Linked DNA regions of Homo sapiens: region 2 is linked to region 1. The links are chromatin loops, found by intact Hi-C in ENCODE. Cell type or tissue: gastrocnemius medialis. All regions are shown on one strand. Region 1 has its middle 36 kb from the start of MECOM. Region 2 overlaps MECOM (MDS1 and EVI1 complex locus).

What was found. Hi-C counts contacts between places; a loop is a spot of excess contacts. Peaks named below come from ENCODE experiments on the same cell type or tissue, not always from the same donor. Only the 100,000 strongest peaks of a DNase experiment are listed, where the experiment ranks them.
Region 2: a loop joins it to region 1, with 5 times the contacts of the local background. A loop is called at or near these places in 1 of 110 quality-filtered maps.

Annotation. Positions count from the first base shown.
Region 1 is chr3:169,697,298-169,701,297 of GRCh38, reverse strand. No RefSeq gene overlaps it. Among named protein-coding and RNA genes, the nearest start is that of MECOM, 36 kb to the right of the region's middle. In gastrocnemius medialis, no CTCF peak of the experiment used is centred here; a DNase peak (open chromatin) is centred at 1,637; H3K4me3 peaks cover 941 bases; H3K27ac peaks cover 2,673 bases.
Region 2 is chr3:169,615,639-169,619,638 of GRCh38, reverse strand. All of the region lies in intron 1 of MECOM (MDS1 and EVI1 complex locus), which reads left to right. Among named protein-coding and RNA genes, the nearest start is that of MECOM, 46 kb to the left of the region's middle. In gastrocnemius medialis, no CTCF peak of the experiment used is centred here; no DNase peak of the experiment used is centred here; H3K27ac peaks cover 1,537 bases.

The DNA.
Region 1 (4,000 bases):
TAGGTTTTGGTTAGCATCATGGAGTAATATGGCAAACTTTCCTTGAAGTTGGTAGGGAATCATGATCTTGGCAAGGGGCAGTACAAAAAGAGGGCAAGAAATTTTAAAAGAGGGGTGCTGTTAGGGATTGGGAAATGATATATAGTGTGATTAAAAGCATGGACTCTAGGCTCCGGATTGTTTTCAGAACTTAATTTGCCTTAAGTTTAAATTCTAGCTCTACCATTTTATAGTTGTATCACCTTTGGCAAATTAATCTCTCTGGACGATTTCTTTATCTGCAGAAAGGTGGTTGTAAAGATTGAATAGGATAATACTTCATCAGGTACCTAGTACATATTAAAGCTCAATAAATATTACTTTAAAAATTATATCACATAAATGAAGACTGTTTCTCAACTAAAACCACATCATTAACCAAAACCTCTAAACTCTCTATTTTGTATCCAGATAAAGTTTAAAAGTTTGGGAAAGAAGAGCTGGAAATGCTGTTGTGTGGTGGAGGAAATGGGTGGGGGAATGAATTTATTATAGTAGTTTGGTTTAAAAACTTTTAAAATCGGTATAGTTTTGAGAGGTACATAGGCAGATTTGTTACATGGATATGTTGTGTAATGGTGAATGAAGTCTGAGCTTCTAGTGTGCCATTCACCTGAATTAGTAAACAGTGTACCCAATAGGCAATTTTTCAAACCTCATCTCCCTGCCACCCTCCCCGCTTTAGAAGTCCCCTGTGTCTATTATTTCTCTCTATATGTCCATGTGTACCCATTCTTTAGCTCTCACTTATAACAGAGAACCTGTGGTATGGTGGTTTGATTTTGCCTCTCCTGTCTGTGGATTGGAAGTTGAGAAACACCGGTTCAGAAGTGGAGGAGGAGCTGATTGCTTCCTTTGCATATAGGGGAGGGTGGAACTGAAGTGCATGGATGTGAGAGCGTGTGAGGTGCTGCTGGGATGTGGAGGAATGAGGTAACAGTTGCGGGAAATGGGCTGGAGGGTCTCACAAATAGGAGGTCAAGGGTGGAGTGATAAATGAGGACCTGAGTTTTGGAAGACTTTATAGGCCGACACATCCGCAGTTCCAAAGGGCTCGAAATGATAGCTGGGGCCTGGCTCAGGCACTGTTCGAGAACACCCACCCTGATGTTAATGATTAGCAACAGCCTAAAGAAGGGGGTCACATCTCCCACTTACAGAGAATGCATTTGGTTTTCTAACTGTGTTCAGACTGTGCTAATTTTACATGGCTGAAACATTTACTTCCCTGGTGTCTGAAGCAGGCATGACAGTGGAACCAGCCACTGGGGAAGGAAGGCTTGCTCTTCTCTTCTCACGGGGCCTGTTGTGAACGTGCTACCAGGTCACTAGCAGTCTGTATTCATGTTTGCGTCCACTGTTTCAAGTTCCCCAGGGAGATATGAGGAATTCCGGAGACAGTGGTGCTGCCCAGCTGCATGTGTCCAGAGGTCACTCTGCTCTCTGCTTGGGGTCAGAAAAGTAGGGAAAAGAATCGAGTGGACATGGAGTGCCGGCATGAGAGCTTTTGCCAAGATCAAAATGTTCCCCATCGCTGTGAGCAGATGAGATCTTGGAACCTGGACGCACACAGTCCCAGCTCCAGCAGGGCTTCTGGCAACAACCCCAGTGTCTTCAGCTACAGACACCACCTCTGTGAATGCCAAGAAAAGCAAACACAGGCCCCAGATCTCCTGTTGCACCAACTGGAAAGAAGCCCACAGCAGAGGAGCTGAGCTGTGAGGACAATCTTCCCGTAGCTCTTAATTTTCCACCATTCTTCCCCCATCTGAATCAAACAAACAAACAACAAGCTTGTAATAAAATTTGCAGGTGTGGCTGGTTTATATTCTGGGATTCTTTTTTGATCAAATTCCCGATAGGATGCTGGGATAAAATGGTGAATAAAGCTGTATAATGCAGTGTGTCCCAGACTTTTCAGACTGAATAGAAGGGAAGGAAACCCTGGAAAAGCAGAGACTTCATTCCCTCCTTGGGAGCTGGCTCTTTTTAGTGGCCCAGGATAGTGTCACTCAAATCCTCTCCAGACAGCCCTTTGGAAACATATTCCATGTTCCTCTTCTTAGGGATGTGGGTAGGAGTGGGGGTGGAGATGGTTCTGTAAAGCTTGAGGAGCAAGGTAATAAAGTGGCACCTTAAAATCCTGGCCATCCAAGATTAATGACAAGACTGGGAATTTACTTGGGGGAAATGCTTTTCTCAGCCTTAGGAGCAGAAAAGTGTAATTACTAATATCAAGAATGATAATTGCTACCAAGGAGAAGAAAATGTTCATAGTTTACCAAAGCAAAATGTGAGCTGTTAGTGGCATACAGGTGAGTGGGGAATCTGAGATCTGAGGCATCTGAATTACCAGAAAAGAAAGAATCTGGGGGCTATTGGTGACTCAAATCTTCAGATATTTCCAAGGCTTTAGTTTTCTGATTAAACAAAGTTTAGTCCTGTTTCCAGTCAGTTGCCAGTTTTCTGAATTAAGGTCAATCAACTAATATGGGTCATATTTAATGTGTGAGGCATTGGGTTCCCTTGGATTATTCCCTAAATTAATCTTCCTTCCTGATCCCTGGATACACTTTCTGCCTCTGTGTCTTCCCTCTTCTAATTCATCCTCCACTCCCTATCACACTGGCCTACTCAAGATACTTTAAAATTAGGGAAATTTTCAAACATTAAAAAATTTAGACAGACTATCCCAAAAGGCCACCATATCTGTCACTCAGCAATTATCAACATTTTATGAGTCTTCTTCATTTTTCTCCCTTATTTCAAAACAAATCCCAGAGAGCATATCCCAGATAGCGAAAAGGATTTTTCACTCTTGAACATAATTTCTCCTTTGTTACCTCTATTGAAAAAACATGTTTCTCTGTTTTAAATTTTTTATTGTGAAATATGCATACAAGAGGGTGTTTAAAATGCATAGGAATACTTAATATAAAACAAACAAAAACTAAAATAGTCATGAACCTACTTCCCAGGTTAGGAAATAGAATGTTGATCCTTTTTTTAAAAAAAAAAAAAGAGTTTGCCTTGTATTTCCTATATGATGGTAAACTAGCATGGATTCTTGGTCCCTCCCCTAAAGTTTGACCTATTGGGAACTATAGAAGGGAGAACATTATTGCTGCTGCCATCGCCCCAGAAACACAGGGCTCTCAATTTGGCCATATCCACCCAGAATAATCAGACTGCCCTTTGGCTCTGTGTTTCGTTCTCTCAATATATGAAAATTCTGATGGAGGCATCTGATTGGTCAAGTCCAGGTTACATGATTATGCCCTGCCTGCTAATGAGTTGGGACAGGGAATCTGATCCCCTGTTGATTTCTCTCAAGGGAGGAAGGGGCCCTGCCTTTACTCATCTTTTATTTTCCCCTAATATGAAGACGATTCATGTGCTGAGCACAAAATGACAAAACCCATTTTTCCAAGTATGTATGTCCAGCGTAGGCCAGTCTTCTGAGCTCTAGTTGGTATGTCCAACATCCTACTTCTCATCCCTACATGTTTGTTTCACGTTTAGCCTGTGCAAGTCTGAGCCTATCATTTTTTTCCCCAAATCCTCCTTCTCCTCTGTTGCTTTACTTGGTGAATGGCACTGCCATCTCCTAGTCTCCCAAATCAGTAACCTGTACACTATGCTGGAATTCTCCAATGTCTTTTCTATTTAGTCTTCACATCCTTTGAATGTATCTCTAGCCTGCTTCCCTTGTCTCCCGCTCTTTGCTTAATTCAAGCCCTCATCATCCTTCAGCTATGGTAGCCTTGTCTTTGTATTTCTCTAAAAGCAGATTCTGAGATAAAGGTTTGAGTGCAAATAATTTATTTGGGAGGTGAGAACCACAAGGATAGAAGAGTGGGGAAGTGAGACAAGGAAGGGCAAATAGCCAAAAGTTCTGTTGTCAAGATGGCTACCACCGTGGGCCACTGGAGTTTAATCCCAACTGGGACTAACACATGCT
Region 2 (4,000 bases), 82 kb after region 1:
GTCAACAAGGTAAGGGCTGTGTGGTTAACTAGCAAGTGAGAAGGGACTTTGGAATTAAGGCTCGGTGGTGGCCTGCCTTTGTTAAAATCACTGGATACCTGGGGCCCAATCTTCTCCCCAGGTGAAGGGAGGAAAGAGACAGTGAGGGGAGAAAAGTGACAGCAAAATCTTGAGGTGCCTCCCTGCTTCATGAGCACCCAGGAGGGGAAGGGCCAGGTGGGCAAAGGCATCCAGGGCTCTCCTTCCTTTTGTGTAGTGGTGACACCTCTCCAGCCCAGCCTTATTTGTGGGATGTGGAGCTGTGTGACGTGTTGCGGTTGATTTATGGGCAGCACCGAGCAGTAATCCCTCCCCTGGCTCTCTCCTCGGCCTTCTCAGCACAGCGGCACTAAATATCCAGCCCGACTGGGGATGCGCTGCGGCCGGTGCACCCGGAGTGAGGGCTGTGTTAGCCTCTCAATTTACTTTTTCAGAACCACGATAAATTCAGGTACAAATGGCAGCAAAATTAACTGTGAAAATGCCACCATATTTTGCAGGCCAGTTGCTGTTAGCTTCAATCTGGTTTGGTTTTTATAGCTGTTTCTCTTTAGTAGAAAAGAGTGGACTTTTTTTTTTTTTTAAATGTTTAGATGACAGATTACCAGCTTCAACAAAATGCTGCTACTAAGCAGAAGAAACAACTGTCTTTTTTCTTAGAGGACGGTGGCTTTTAGGTATAATGCCTACTTTATAGTTTGTGTTAGATTTTACTATCTTCTTTGAGAAATGCTCACGTATTTTTTATTACTAATACTGAGCAAATATTTAATTGATTTATGCTCTATATCTCACATACAGTGGGGAAGCAAAAGGCAAATTAATATTACTAAACCAGAATTATTCTGATTTTTTTAGGTGGGTGTAAGCCATGGTGAAATTTATCGGTTGTTGTTTAATGACCCAGTGTTATCAGCTGTATTTTATTTTTTCTATTTATTTTTGAGATGGAGTCTCACTCTGTCACCAGGCTGGAGTGCAGTGGTGTGATCTCGGCTCACTGCAACCTCCGTCTCCTGGGTTCAAGCAATTCTTCTGCCTCAGGCTCCTGAGTAGCTGGGACTACGGGCGCGCGCCACCATGACCAGCTAATTTTTTGTGTTTTTAGTAGAGACGGGGTTTCACCATGTTGGCCAGGATGGTCTTGATCTCTTGACCTCGTGATCCACCCCACCATAGCCTCCCAAAGTGCTGGGATTACAGGTGTGAGCCACCGCCCAGCCTATTTTTTCTATTTTTGATAAAGTGAACTGAAGTGACAAATTATGTAAAAAGCTACTGGGCCATTATGAAATATAATCTGGTTGAGATATGAAGGGCTAGTGGGAGTAAACGAAAGGAAGTGTGTGTGGTTCAAACTCACCTTGACACCTATTTGTTGGGCCTTCTTAGACAAGTCACTTATTATTTCTATGTGGAAATGTCTTTGTTTCTAAAATGGGATTAACTATATGCCATGGCCCCATATTGGGACTAGATGCAATGATAGATCTGAAGTTGTGATCTCATTTTGATGGCACTGAAAGGGAAGACAAAGAAGCTTAAGGAGGAGAGGAAGAAAAGTCTAGGGTCTGCCTGGGAGCTATGAAGGAGGAGAAAGCTTGGAAAGAGCTCAGTGCAAAGGAGCTGAGGGTTGAGGAGCCAAGGTTATGAAGAATAAAGATCCACTCACCTGAGACAGGAGAGGGGAGACAGTTGTTCTAAGAAGTGTCCCAGGGCTGGTCAAGGCTCAGGAGTTCAGGGCCTGAAACTCTCTTCATGGTTCTAAATGGTTGGTATAGACTCTGATGGCAGGTGGGCTACCCATTCTTTGGCTAAAACAATTATCAGTATGAAATTTTCTCCCTTTATAATCCCGCCCCTCCCATTAGCTGCTAGATTCTGGCCAATATGAGGTAGGGGACAAGTCTTTATAGACCAAAGTTGCTCAAAGAAGAGAAAAACCAAAGGCACCGCAGACCAAGTTTTATAAGTGATGTCAGCTTTTCTCTAACTCTGCTTTGGTTGTTGCTCTAAAGTGTTGGGGTCAAGTTTCTTAACTTCATTTGGACTGGCAGGAAAGAAGACACCTAGTGGAACTTTTAATCAGACAAGCACTATACAGTATACTTTGCCACTCAAAGTATAGTCTATGGACCAGTAACTTGGGAGCCTGTTAAAAATGCAGACTCTCAGGCCCATCTCAGATCTACTGAACTAGAATCTGAGTTTTAACAACATTCGCAGGTGATTTATGTAAACATTGAAGTCAGGTCAAGACTCCTTCTGGGTGCACATGAACATTCACAAACACACAAATATTCATTATGCAAATGATTTACTTTTATTGTAAGGTTATAAAAATATAGAAATACATAAAAAATAATAATTACCTATGGTCCTACCTCTGTTAGGGGTCTTTTAATTTTCTTTATCTTTTAATTGAAGAAGTCTAGACTTTTTTGTGAGGGGGAAAGCCATTCTTCTACAAAGCCACTCCCATATCTTAAAAAAATATACTGGGTTTGACTAATTGCTCCTAGTTTTGTGGGAGGGCGAAGAAAATACAATGAAAATAGAGATATAACCCTAGTTTCTGTTGTGTCACAAACTTTCAAGACTTACAAGGAATTGGAGAATAGAATTGATTATTAACTTTAAGCTATTCTATACTCATTTTAATTCCAACATTTGGTTGATTTATGTTACAAACAGATTTGGTATCATAAATGGGCTCAGAGCTCTATGCATCTAAGGTTCAACAAACCTACTTCATCTGTATGTGGAAGTTGGTAGGAAAACATGTATCAGAATTTCCCTTCCTCTTTGAGCAGTCTATCTAGAAAGATTAATTGACCCAACTCTAAAGGGTGGCTTTGTAGATGATTTTTAGCAGGAGGTAGGTGATGTAGTTTGAACAATGTTTTCTTTCAGTGAAGCCGAAATCTTTGTTACTGCTTTTCAACTATAAGGAATAAATTGGCCGTGTGCAGTGACTCGTGCCTATAATCACAGCACTTTGAGAGGCTGAGGCTGGTGCATCACCTGAGGTCAGGAGTTTGAAACTAGCCTCGCCAACATGGCATCTCTACTAAAAAAATACAAAAATTAGCCAGGTGTGGTGGCAGGTGCCAGTAATCCCAGCTACTTGGGAGGCTGAGGCAGGACAGTCGCTTGAACCCAGGAGGCGGAGGTTGCAGTGAACCAAGATCGTGCCACTGTACTCCAGCCTGGGCAACAGAGCAAGACTCTATCTCCAACCAAAAAAACAAAAAAACCAAAACCAAAACCAAAAAAACTCTAAGGAATACATTTCTTTTTCTGAGCCCCCTCTTTTCTTCCCCAAACTTCGTGAGAATTTAATTCACCAAAATAGGGTGAGATGAAGCTTTCCTTGATGCCTCCATGCCTCCTTTGCACAAGTTCAATGTTTAGAGGTTTCCCAGCAATTGTCCCCAAGCAGGCAGCATGCTTTGGGCATTGTCCTCATGGGTAGGAGATGCTCCTGGGGGAGAACCAGCCAGTATGCCACAGAGCTGAGCTCTTACTGACAGCGACTCCCCCTCTGCCTCCCACTCCCAGTTTCAAGGGCTGGCTGGCTGGGCCATTCTCGAAGATTTGGAAAGGAGCCACCAACAGGAATGATTGAACAATTGCTCTGTGAAACTTGAGATAACACTTTGTTCCACCACAGTGGAATTGCTGTGTGACAGAAGGAAATTATCATTTAGTTTTTGGTTAACATTTATGTGAGAAAAATAAAATTAAAGTTGATGGTATCTAGTCCAAGAAATGCTTGTATTTATTTTAAAGAATATTAACTTAGCACTTTTGTAGAGTGAGGGTAACCATCTTTGGAAGATTCATTGTTTGAGTTGCAATTGAAATCAAAACAAAACAAAATGAAAACCAATAATGTCCTTTAAGAAGCCAGTGGAATGCCTCCTGGCTATCAAATTCAGTTCCCTGAAATCAATGGGAT